2 separate regions of the Homo sapiens genome follow, and region 1 is linked to region 2. A link is a loop called in an ENCODE intact Hi-C map of the cell type or tissue named here. Cell type or tissue: sigmoid colon. All regions are shown on one strand. Links, peaks and the distances in the headings refer to the core of each region. The heading gives the core; the rest is flanking DNA. Region 1 overlaps LINC01088 (long intergenic non-protein coding RNA 1088). Region 2 holds the start of LINC01088 (long intergenic non-protein coding RNA 1088).

Evidence for each region. Peaks named below come from ENCODE experiments on the same cell type or tissue, not always from the same donor. Only the 100,000 strongest peaks of a DNase experiment are listed, where the experiment ranks them.
Region 1: a loop joins it to region 2, with 3 times the contacts of the local background. A loop is called at or near these places in 2 of 110 quality-filtered maps.

Annotation. Positions count from the first base shown.
Region 1 is chr4:79,029,922-79,035,307 of GRCh38, forward strand. The region is part of intron 2 of LINC01088 (long intergenic non-protein coding RNA 1088); the gene reads left to right. Among named protein-coding and RNA genes, the nearest start is that of LINC01088, 61 kb to the left of the region's middle. In sigmoid colon, for the core only: no CTCF peak of the experiment used is centred there; no DNase peak of the experiment used is centred there.
Region 2 is chr4:78,969,256-78,974,641 of GRCh38, forward strand. LINC01088 (long intergenic non-protein coding RNA 1088) reads left to right here and starts at 2,493. Exons shown (of 6, transcript NR_038342.1): 1 at 2,493-2,621; 2 at 3,745-3,797. In sigmoid colon, for the core only: no CTCF peak of the experiment used is centred there; a DNase peak (open chromatin) is centred at 2,336.

The DNA of each region.
Region 1 (5,386 bases), core at 125-5,124, 61 kb after region 2:
AATCTTAAAGGGAATATTCTCTAAATCCATTGGTTTTGGAAGTACCATTTCCATTTATTTTGAGTTTCTTTCAGCGGAATATTCTATAAATATGGTGATGAATATTTAAATGATGTAGATAAAGATTAACAGCATTAATACAAGATCCATCAGAAGGATAATATTAGTATTAATAAATTACTGCAGCAATTTTGTTATAAATTTTTAAAATGGGATTTTTGAGGTGTGGAATCTAAAAGTCTTCATCATGAGAAAAAGGTTTAGATTTTTAAATTTTTAATTTTTTTTACATTCCTTTATTATTTGAAAGCATTGTTTGCATTGTCCCTCCTACCCTTTAATAGCTGGCATTTGTTATGATTTGGTATCTGTCTGCAGTGTTTGTGCATGAGAAACTAATCAATAAACAGTTGACGAAGTCATCATGAAAAAGTGGTTGATGATGAATTGATTGCCATTACACAGGTATTATGTGCATTCTACCAGTTGACATTTTGAACTTCTCCCGTAATGCAGGTTGCTTTCTCTCATCTAGGAAACAGATCAAAGGCAGGCATTTCCAATTAAGCCTGGTAGGGTCCTGTACCTCCAAATTATAGGCTAACTTACTGTGTCTAACTATAACAGACATTTTGTTAGCAAATTTCTTTGAGCACACAAATATGCCCAATAAAGCAAATAGGAAAATATTAGAATTACTAGTAAAAATGTTCAGTGTGTTGAATTCTATCGCTGAACAGTTTATATTAATATTTTAGAGTCAGCTACTTTTTCCCCCTTTTCTTTCTAGAAGATACTTTAGCAGTAATAGCAAGACTAGGAATTCAAAGTGATAGGTTTGAAAAAACAAGCCAATGACGGCTGTCAATTAAAGAAATCATAAGAATTTTACACAAATATTGTAGGGAGGAATTCAAAATTGTAGTAATTAAAATGTTGCTGGGGAGACTGGTACCATAAACAAAGTCCACATAAATTTCATCAAATTGTATAATCAGAGATTGTTGCAAGGGGTGGATTGGACACTGAGCTTTTGTACGCAGAAAAGAAGTTTTATTTTACTTTTTGAAACTTTTCATTCTGTTGCATTTTTTTCCTGTTTGAATTTTATGTTGACAGTGAGCCAAATAATTCAGATTTATATCACTGTAATACTGACATAATGACAAAATATGAGATTATGGAAAGTGGGGCTCATAAATGAATTCCAGTTGTTTTACTTTCAGGCATTTTACAGAAACACAGATGAAGCATTGATAAACTAGAGAACAGCTGTTGTTTAGCCATCTTACACAATGTAGTTTTTCACTTTTTTTTTTTCTATTTTCATGAACATTTTTTTCTTGCCGGATTCTTCACTTTATGGTTATTATTAGCATCAGAGATACAAGACTGTTATGCACTCTAGATATCTTTGGCAAGTTAATACTTTTTGGAATGAACTTGTGAGAAGAATTCTTTAGTAGACTCATTGTTATATAGATTACACCTTTATTTTACATAACTTTCTGAACCGAGTTCCTTTGGTTCCAGTAATTTAAATTTAACCAACATATATTGAGAACCTATTCCTTCTCTTTCTGTACTTTGCAGTTTAGAGGTCAGTGTATATTGCTGCTTATAGTTTATAAGGAATATAGAGTCAGTAGAGCTCTTTGCAGTTTATAACTAATTTTCATTTGTATGTCATCTCATACTGTTGGTTATATATACACATAGATGAATGTCATGATCCCTACTCTTAAGATCCTTACAATCAAGTAGAAAGAGTAAACATAAATGACTTATTTATTATGGAACTTCAAAGTCACCCTAAATAAAGATTTGAAAAAGATTAAGTATAAATGTATTTCAAATTTGACACTTGCTTAAATTGATACATGGCCTTGCTTTTAGGCATTTGGAAAATTTTTATCTAAAGTGCTTTCTATTTTAGAATTTATACATCAGACACTTTGTATTAATAATGGAGATAATAATACCTAATGCTTATAGAACATATAATACTTTTTAAGGAGCTTTTAAATCTTCAATTTCATTTTATCCTCATTAATTTGATAATCTGCTGAGGTTCTTTTCTGTCCGTTGATTTGATTACAATTGCTACACAGCAAAAAGAGAAATGGAATCACACTATAATAGATCTTGAAGGAAATATAAAGACAATCTTACCTAATGCCTTTATTTTAAAACGAAACTGAGGTTAAGGCTGTTACTTGTCTTAGGTCACAATGCTAGTTAGGGGCAAATCTTTTGACATTAAATCAGTCATGTTTCTACCAAATCACTGCTTCTCTCCAGTATAGGCTTTTCAACACTTGTCCCCATGAGTTTAGGCATGAATTATCCAGTTTGATTCCTTATACTACCCAAATGGACAGCTGTTTGCTCTCTTTCCTTCTCTCCTTGTTTCTTTCTCTCTCTCCCCACTTCCACCCTCTCTCTTAATAACCACCCCTCTCCCTGCCTCCCTTCTTTCCTTCCTTTCTCTCCTTCCTTTTCTTCTTTCTTCTGTTTATCCAGATATTCAGTCATTCATCGTCACTGAACATTTATTGAATCTGTTTCATCTTTGCTTGCCAATGCACATGGCATCTGAGATTATGTGACCCTGATACCATAATGTCAGAATGCTTATTCCGAGTATTTGAATATTACTCTATTTCTAGAGCAGAGAAAGTAGGTTTATGAATGGAGATTGGGTCAGGGATGGAGAGGCAGAGGTGGGAGGGTCATGTGACACAAAGAGTTTGGGACCAGCCTGGGCAACATAAGAAGACCCTATCTCTACAAAAAAGAGAAAAATTGGCTGGGCATGGTGGTGCATGCCTGTAGTCCTAGCTACTTAGGAGGCTGAGGCAGGAGAATTGCTTGAGTCTAGGAACTTGAGATTACAGTGAGCTATGATCGTGCTACTCTGCTCCAGCCTGGGAGACAGAGAGAGAGTCCTGTCTCCATTAAAAAAAAAAAAAGAAAAAAAGAAAAAGAGATTGCATTTCTAACATTTCATTGAGGTCCTCAAGAAATTTTGTTGCTACCAGGGCATATTAACTCTGTCTACCTAAGACAATAAATACGAAAATACCTCTGATCCTTGGTTAATCTAATGCGATATTCTCTGTCTGGCAGGGATACCAACAGAATTTTGTTGTAGTCTCGTAGTAACCTTCAGAAAGTAAATATAACCCAAAAGCTATCACTGTGGTGGGATGGGGGCACTCTGGGCTCAGATCTCCAGTACATAAATGGTCCCAATTTGGGGGACCTATGTATTTAGGTCCCATGCTGGCAACAGTGAAGGGTGTTCACCATAAAACCTCAGTCTCTTATCTATCAGATCTCAAAACTATACTGTGTTTTAAAATTCTGTTACTTTCTTGTGACTAGCCCAGTCATATTATGTTGTATGTTATTCTGCTAAACGTGCTAATTTGTTAAATGTGTGCATTTTATAAATATGTTATAATTATTATTCCTCTACTTTGGCATTTTTTCCCATTTTAAAAAGTGCTTAGTTACTGAAAAAGACATGGCAAAGATTGTTTTGAACTCTGAGGTTCCATTTAATTTGTATTTAGCTATTCTTATATCCTGTTACAGATATATCTGTAAATTGGTCTCAACTGTTTCTTATGTTTAGATTCTGAGTTCTCATAGTTTCTTCCAAAAGATCCTCAGTAGGATAAATTATACCGCTGCTAGCTATGTTGAGGAGTATCTTATTTAATTTAAAAGCTTCCTCCTTTTGCTTTTGGTGAGATTCAGTCCTAGGTTTTCAAGGTATGGTGACTGAATCAGTGGTCATCTATTTATACCCTTCGTGATTTTATAAATTTGAGTGATACATCCCGTCTGCTCCGTAGTTACAGAATGAAATATAACTATGCCTCTCATTTCTTAGGTGTTCATCCCTGAAACTTCTGAAATATCATTAGGTTTATTCTGATGTTTTTTGATTCAGAGCCACAAACACTGTCCCAGAAATGAACAGACTATGGCTGTGGAGGAAAGTATTCTTTGCTAATTGCTCTTTTTCACTATGCAAAAGTAAATTAGCCAGGTTTTAGAAATTGCTGGATCCAAACCAATTTTAAAATGTTGTGAAACAATGAATCTTCTATAGTGTTTGAGTTTCAAAGTTAACACAGTTACAGCAGTAAGATGGTTGCTATAAAAATTCAAACCATGCAAAATATTCAAGGTAAAACGTAAAAGTTGCCCTGCATTCCCCAATATAACATTTTGTCATCAATAACTTGTTGGTAGTATTCCCATGCCTTTTTGCACATTGATATATGAAGTCTTGGCAGGTCTTATTGTTAAGCTATGCTTGACATTTGTTTTCTCAACATGATTTATTTGAAGATGGTCAAAATGAAGTATTGCATAAGGCAAGAATTTAGTTTTTTCTTTTGCCCAAAGGAACTTGTATTCGGTAATTGTTTTCTTCCAAACATGCTTTGAAGTCCTTGACTACAATAGCCAATGATGGAAACAGTAATAATGTAGTTAAACACGCCCCAAATTATGCAGCAAAAATCTTAGATTCTGGCACTTACTAGCCTCACTAGTGGTGTACCTTTGAGTAAATCATTTAATTGCCTTTTGTTCATTTCTGAGACTTTTTTCATTTCTGCGATTCTATTATTCTTTTACTAAGTGAAAAATATATGTGGATTTTTCAAGAAAGAAGATGAATATTTCACAAATAACTAAGAATACAAAATTTAGAAAATTTTTGCCTAAAACAAACATGTGACAAAAATAAATTAGAATAATTTTTAATGGGAAGAAGAGTTTAGTATTGACTATTGTGCAATAAAGTAGATAGCTTTATTTATTTATTTAGAGACAGGGTCTTCTCTGTCGCCCAGGCTGGAGTGCAGTGGCATGATCATGGCTCCCTGCAACCTTGACCCTCTTGAGTAGATGGGATTACAGGGGCATGCCACCACATCCAGATAATTATTTTTTTATTATTTTTTTTTTTTTACAGATGATGTCTTGCTATATTGTCTAGGTTGGTCTTGAACTCCTGACCTCAAGTGATCCTCCAGCCTCAACCTCCCAAAGTGCTAGGATTAAAGCTGTGAGCCACTGTGCCCTGATGGGAGATAGCTTTATGTTATGATCCAATGTAACACCTAGAATCATTACACTATAATGCTGGCCTTTAATATACTTTAGGTTTCTAAAAATAAAAACAAATGAAAATAATTTTCAAGAGACAAGTCCAAACATAACTGGAGAATTTGATTATGAAAGAATTCATTTTGCCTACATTCTTGTTTGCACGGTGGCTCTCCCTGTATAGCCATTACATAAACTATACAGGACTGTAGATTATAAATTCGACTTATATTTAGAATTCATCTGTGATATGAAT
Region 2 (5,386 bases), core at 161-5,160:
ATTGGAATTTGCTGGAATCTGTAGAATAATTTGGGAAGAAATGACATCTTTAAAATATTGAGTAATATTTTATATATTACTGGCTAATTAATATATCTATTTATTTTGTTTTTTCTTTATTTTTTCTCAACAATGTTTTAAGATTTCTGTTTATAGGTTTTCCACATCTTTTATGTACATTATCCCTATTTTATATATTTTTATGTTATCATTAGCGACATTTAAAACATTCAATTTCCAATAACTTGTTGCTAGTATATAGAAATTCAGTTGATTTTATATGCCAATCTTGTATCCCGAAATCTTGCTAAGCTTACTTATTAGTACAAGTAGCTTTGATTCTCGATTCCATCACATTTCTATACAAATGATCATATTGTCTGTGAATAAAGACAGTTTTATTTCTTCTTTTCTGATTTCTGTGCTTATTTATTTTTCTTTTCTTTTTTTATTGTACTAGCTGAAACTTCCAGGACAAAGTTGAATAGAAGTGTTGAGAGTAAAAATTCTTGTCTTGTTCTGGTCTTTTATCTTTCAGTATAATACATTTTCATAGGTGCTTTTTTTTGGTTGAGAAAATTCTCTTCAGTTTCTTTTTCACTGAGTCGTTTTATGAGGAATGGATGTTGGATTTTGCCAAATGGTTTGTTGTGCCTATTTTATGTGCCTATTATGTACATGTTGAATAATTTCTTTTTTCTTTTTTTTTTTTTTTTGAGACGGAGTCTCGTTCTGTCACCCAGGCTGGAGTGCAGTGGCATTATCTAGGCTCACTGCACACTCCACCTCCTGGGTTCATGCCATTCTCCTGCCTCAGCCTCCCGAGTAGCTGGGACTACAGGCGCCTGCCACCAGGCCTGGCTAATTTTTTGTATTTTTAGTAGAGATGGGGTTTCACCATGTTAGCCAGGATGGTCTCGAAATCCTGACCTTGTGATCCGCCTGCCTCAGCCTCCCAAAGTGCTGGGATTACAGGCGTGAGCCACCGCGCCCGGCCCTGAAGAATTTCTTTTAGCATTTCTTGTGTAGGTCTCCTGGAAAAAAAATCTGATTTGGGGAGAAGGGTATGAAAATGTCTTTATTTTTCATTTTTGTAGGATATAGGACTATGCTACAATTTTATGTAGAATCTATTTAGAATCCTATACAGAATTCCAGACTAACATGTTTCACTTTCAGCTCTTTAAAGATGTCATTCCATTGTTTTGGAGTAATTGTTTCTGAAGAGAAATTAGACATAATTTTTATCATTTTTTTCTTCCGTGTAATGTTTCTTTTTTCTCTGACTGCTTTTAAGATTTTTGTATCATCTTTGGCTATCAACAGAGTGAGTATGGTGTGCCTAGTTCTGTTTTTGTGTTTATCCTCTTTTGGGGTTACTATGATTCCTGATGCTGAGGTTTGATATTTTTAATCAATTTTGAGAAATTCTTGGCCATTATGTTTTCAAGGATTTCTTCTGACTCATTTTCTATCTCTCACAGATGCAATTACATATTTACTAGGCTACTTAATATTGTCCTAGAGATCATAGACTCAAGTTTTTCACTCATTCCCCCTTTTATTTATTTATTTATTTTTGGATAATTGACCTGTCCTCAGGTTTACTTCTGCTTTTTGCTGCTGCTAATAGGCTACTGTTGTGTTTTATGGCCTGTTAGACTCCTAATATGTATTCTCTTTTGATGACAGTGTATTTTAAAAACAAATTTTGACATTGCAGTTTGGTTTCTTTTCATACTTTTCATTACTCTGCTGAAATTCTCTATATATTCATGCATGCTCTCTACCTTTTCCACTGAATTATTTGACATATTTATCATAGTTATGCTGAAGTTACTCCCTGATAAATCTAACGTCTGTGCTTTCTAGAGTCTCAGCCTGTTGACTGTTTTCTCATTTGATTATTGCTCACATTTTTTCTCTTTGTGGGTCTCAAAATTTTTTACTCTATGTTGGATATTGTGAGAAAAATAGTAGAGATTGAGAAAATTAATATTTATTTACCCTAAAAAAGTGCATACTTTTTTTGTTAGACCTTTTCTTGGGAAAGTTGAGGAAATCTGTTGTATATTTGAGGTATGTGGGATTATTTCAGCTTTAGTTGGATTAGTTTACCACTGACTTCAAATGTTTTGAAAACAGAATAAGGTCTTTTCTATCACTAGGGCTTGTGATCTGAGCACTGGCAAGATTTCAGAGATCTCTGTGTGCTCCCAGACTGTTTTGGTTGCTAGGGAGTTCTTTTTCCTTTCCTGTTTCTGACTTTATTAATCTCAGGAGGTCTCTCTTCTTTTTGCTCTGCTGCTTCAAGCCTTTGGCATCCAGTGCCTTGTACTTAATGAAAGTTTGCAACACTCTGAGCAACTGTTCTCAGTTCTTCTGCCTTATTTCTGGCCTCCGTTGCAACTGTTTTGACCTAGTGAAGGCCTAGACTTTCTCAGACAGATTTCTTTTAACTCTTCTGCCCTGACTCCAGTCTTCACTGGGATGCTGCCTTGCACTTAGGGAAGGTTCACATGCCTCAAGGATCTCTCTCTCTCAGATTTCTTGACTTTCCCTCAGTCTTCAGTATAGTCCTCCTCTGTGCCTGGTGAAGACCTGTGGTAAAGTGCTGGCAGGTGAGTACAGCTTGATGGTGTGGATGGGTTCCTTGGGACTCCAGCATGTCAAGCTAGTTCACACACAGGTCTTAATAGTTGTCTAAGATTCATGTAGTTCCTCATTTTCTTTTCTGTGGTAGATTCTGTTTCCTGCTGCACCACCAGGGATGAAAAAATTCACTGGTCTCTTCTTTTATAGAACGGGATCATAACTATACAGATTTTAGTTAAGTTAGCTTTATTAGTATTCTCAGCTTTTTTAATGGGATAAAAAGCAATGATATTATGGATTATCTGACTTTTCCTTTAGTATTAGGTTTGCCCAATCATCTCCATGATTTCTAAATTCCAAACTTCTTGAATAAATAAAATTTAAAAGAAAACATTGTACTAAAGTCAAAAGAAGGGTTTTAAGGCATAGTTCTACTTTTTACTGTCCATGTATCCTTGGATAAACTACTTCTCTGAAATTGTATTGCTTGCTTTTTCAGCTTGTTGAGTCTTTCATAAATTTAAGGGTTGGAATATGTCTCTCAGACAGAAATTGATAGAGCTTTGCAAGTCTTCAGATGTATTCAAGTTTGGTAAACACTGGGTTAGGCCATGGATAAAAGATTGGTCTTTGTGTGTTCATAAGAAAACCTGGATAGGAAGCTCTTCTTCTTACAGAAAGCCTCGATTGAGAAGTAAAGCTGGGACTATTAGTCCGTGTTCTGCAGTGAAATAATGGTAGCCATGCATAGATTGATTTAAGATCTATGCATGTTAAGATACCTGTCTTAACACAGGTAATAGTCACATCAGGGAAAAGAGCAACAGGCAGAACTCTTGGCTTTGTGTAAGAGCCCAAGGAAAGGGCCTGAGAGAGTACACACTGTATCAAAGTGTAGTGTTAATGTGAGGTGTCGGGAAAAAGGTCTTGGGTGTGTGTGTGTCTGCATAATATATGTGTGGAAAACTCTCAGTGCTGGTCCTTTGAGATATGTCTGTGAAAACTCTTTCAATTAACAAAAATAACCAACATTAATTGAATACTTTTTATGTGCCAGTCACTGTTCCAAGTTCTCTACAAAAGGTAATTCTTTAGTCCTTATAGTAATACTGTAGTGGTGCTGATACTATTTTTATCTTCATTTTTCAGAGAGGAAGCTAAATCACGTAAAAATTAAGAAACAGCTCAGCGTTTCACAGCTAGTAAGTAACAGAGATGGGCTTGAGACCCAGATTGGCAGGATCCAGGTCTTGTGCTCATGACGACTCTGCTATGGTGCCTCCCTTGAAAGCATCTTAGTGCTTTCATTGTTGTTTTTGTTATTGTTATTCTTACTATTATTTTGTACCCCCTTGGTGGATAGTGGCTGTGAATTTGTAGTTGTTGGTGTGTTTCTTCTGGAGCGTAAGCTCCTTCCTCCTCTATTGTTAGCCAGAGTTTTTGTTACCTTTGAAATAATTGCTAAATCAACAAAACATCTGTTACATTGCTGCTGCTCGAATGGCTATCTTTTAGAATTAGCACTCTTCTTTCTGAATCTGATGCCACAGCCTTTTGAACTTAAGGTATTTGGATGTGTCAGTAAAGGGGCTGTGGTAGCTGTGGTGACAGCAACTCCAATGGTGGTGACCGTAGAGAATGTGGCAGAGCTGTGAATGAGATGAAGAGATTTAGTGATGGCAGAGGAAACTTTGGGATTTCACAACTTTCTTCCTCCAAAAACTATTTGAAAGCAGATATGAGGAGTGGGAAATACAGAAACAATTCCAGCCTTTGTGCACCTTACAGCATAATGAGTGATGCTCACAGCTGATAAATAATAATAGCAAATACCTGTATAGAACTTACTATGTACTGGACACTTTCCCAAATATTTTACATGCGTTATCTCACATGTTCCACTCAATAATCCCAGAAGATGGAACTCTGATCTCTAGTTTGCAGTTGAGGAAACTGAGGCAAAGCAAGGTTAAGGAGCTTGCTCAAGATCCCACAACCAGTAGGTGACAGAACTGATATTTGAACCTAGGAAGATTGGCTTGAGAATCTGACACTTAAACACTATCCTATTCTGCTAACAAATAATGAATCAGTTGGCAACTATGGTAAGAGCTACAGAGACAATGAGAAGATGAGGGGGATTGAGCTGAGTCTGGAGGGTTTGGGAAGACTTGCCTGATGAAGTGATGAGGAGTGATGAAAAAGTCAGCCAGGTGAAGGGGCTTGTGTATATGTACATGTGTGTGCCTGTGTTCCTCTGCCCATGCATGTGGCATGGTCAGGGAGACACATTTTTAGGACTTGTGTAACACATCTCTGTAAATAGCTTCAAAATAAAATATCAATTTGTGATTCTTGTAATGGAAATTTACTTCATACACAACTTTCAGGCACTGTTTTGTAGCATAATTCAAAGTGATGCTGTCTTTGTATACGGCTTTAAGACAGTTTTTGAGCACATATCTCTGCATGTCTGTGTCCTGCTTTGTGGGCAGTAAGAAGCTTGGGAATCCCGGAAAGCTGAATTCACATTCCAGCTTTTTAGCCGTGGTCATTGCTCAGTTATTTGGGGTTGTGTTCTCTGTTTGTTGATTAATAGAAAATGCATTAAAAGTGCATAAAATAGAAAAATTACCCCCAATCAGTGCAAACGTCCACATATCTGAAGGCTTCTGTTGCAGGTGCCTGGTAATCATCAGAACCCCTCTAGTGAGACCACCAGGTTATTTCTGGGCTCCATCCCAGAGTCAATGGTCCCTCAAAAAGGAAGCTTTTGTTTACTGTAAGCAAA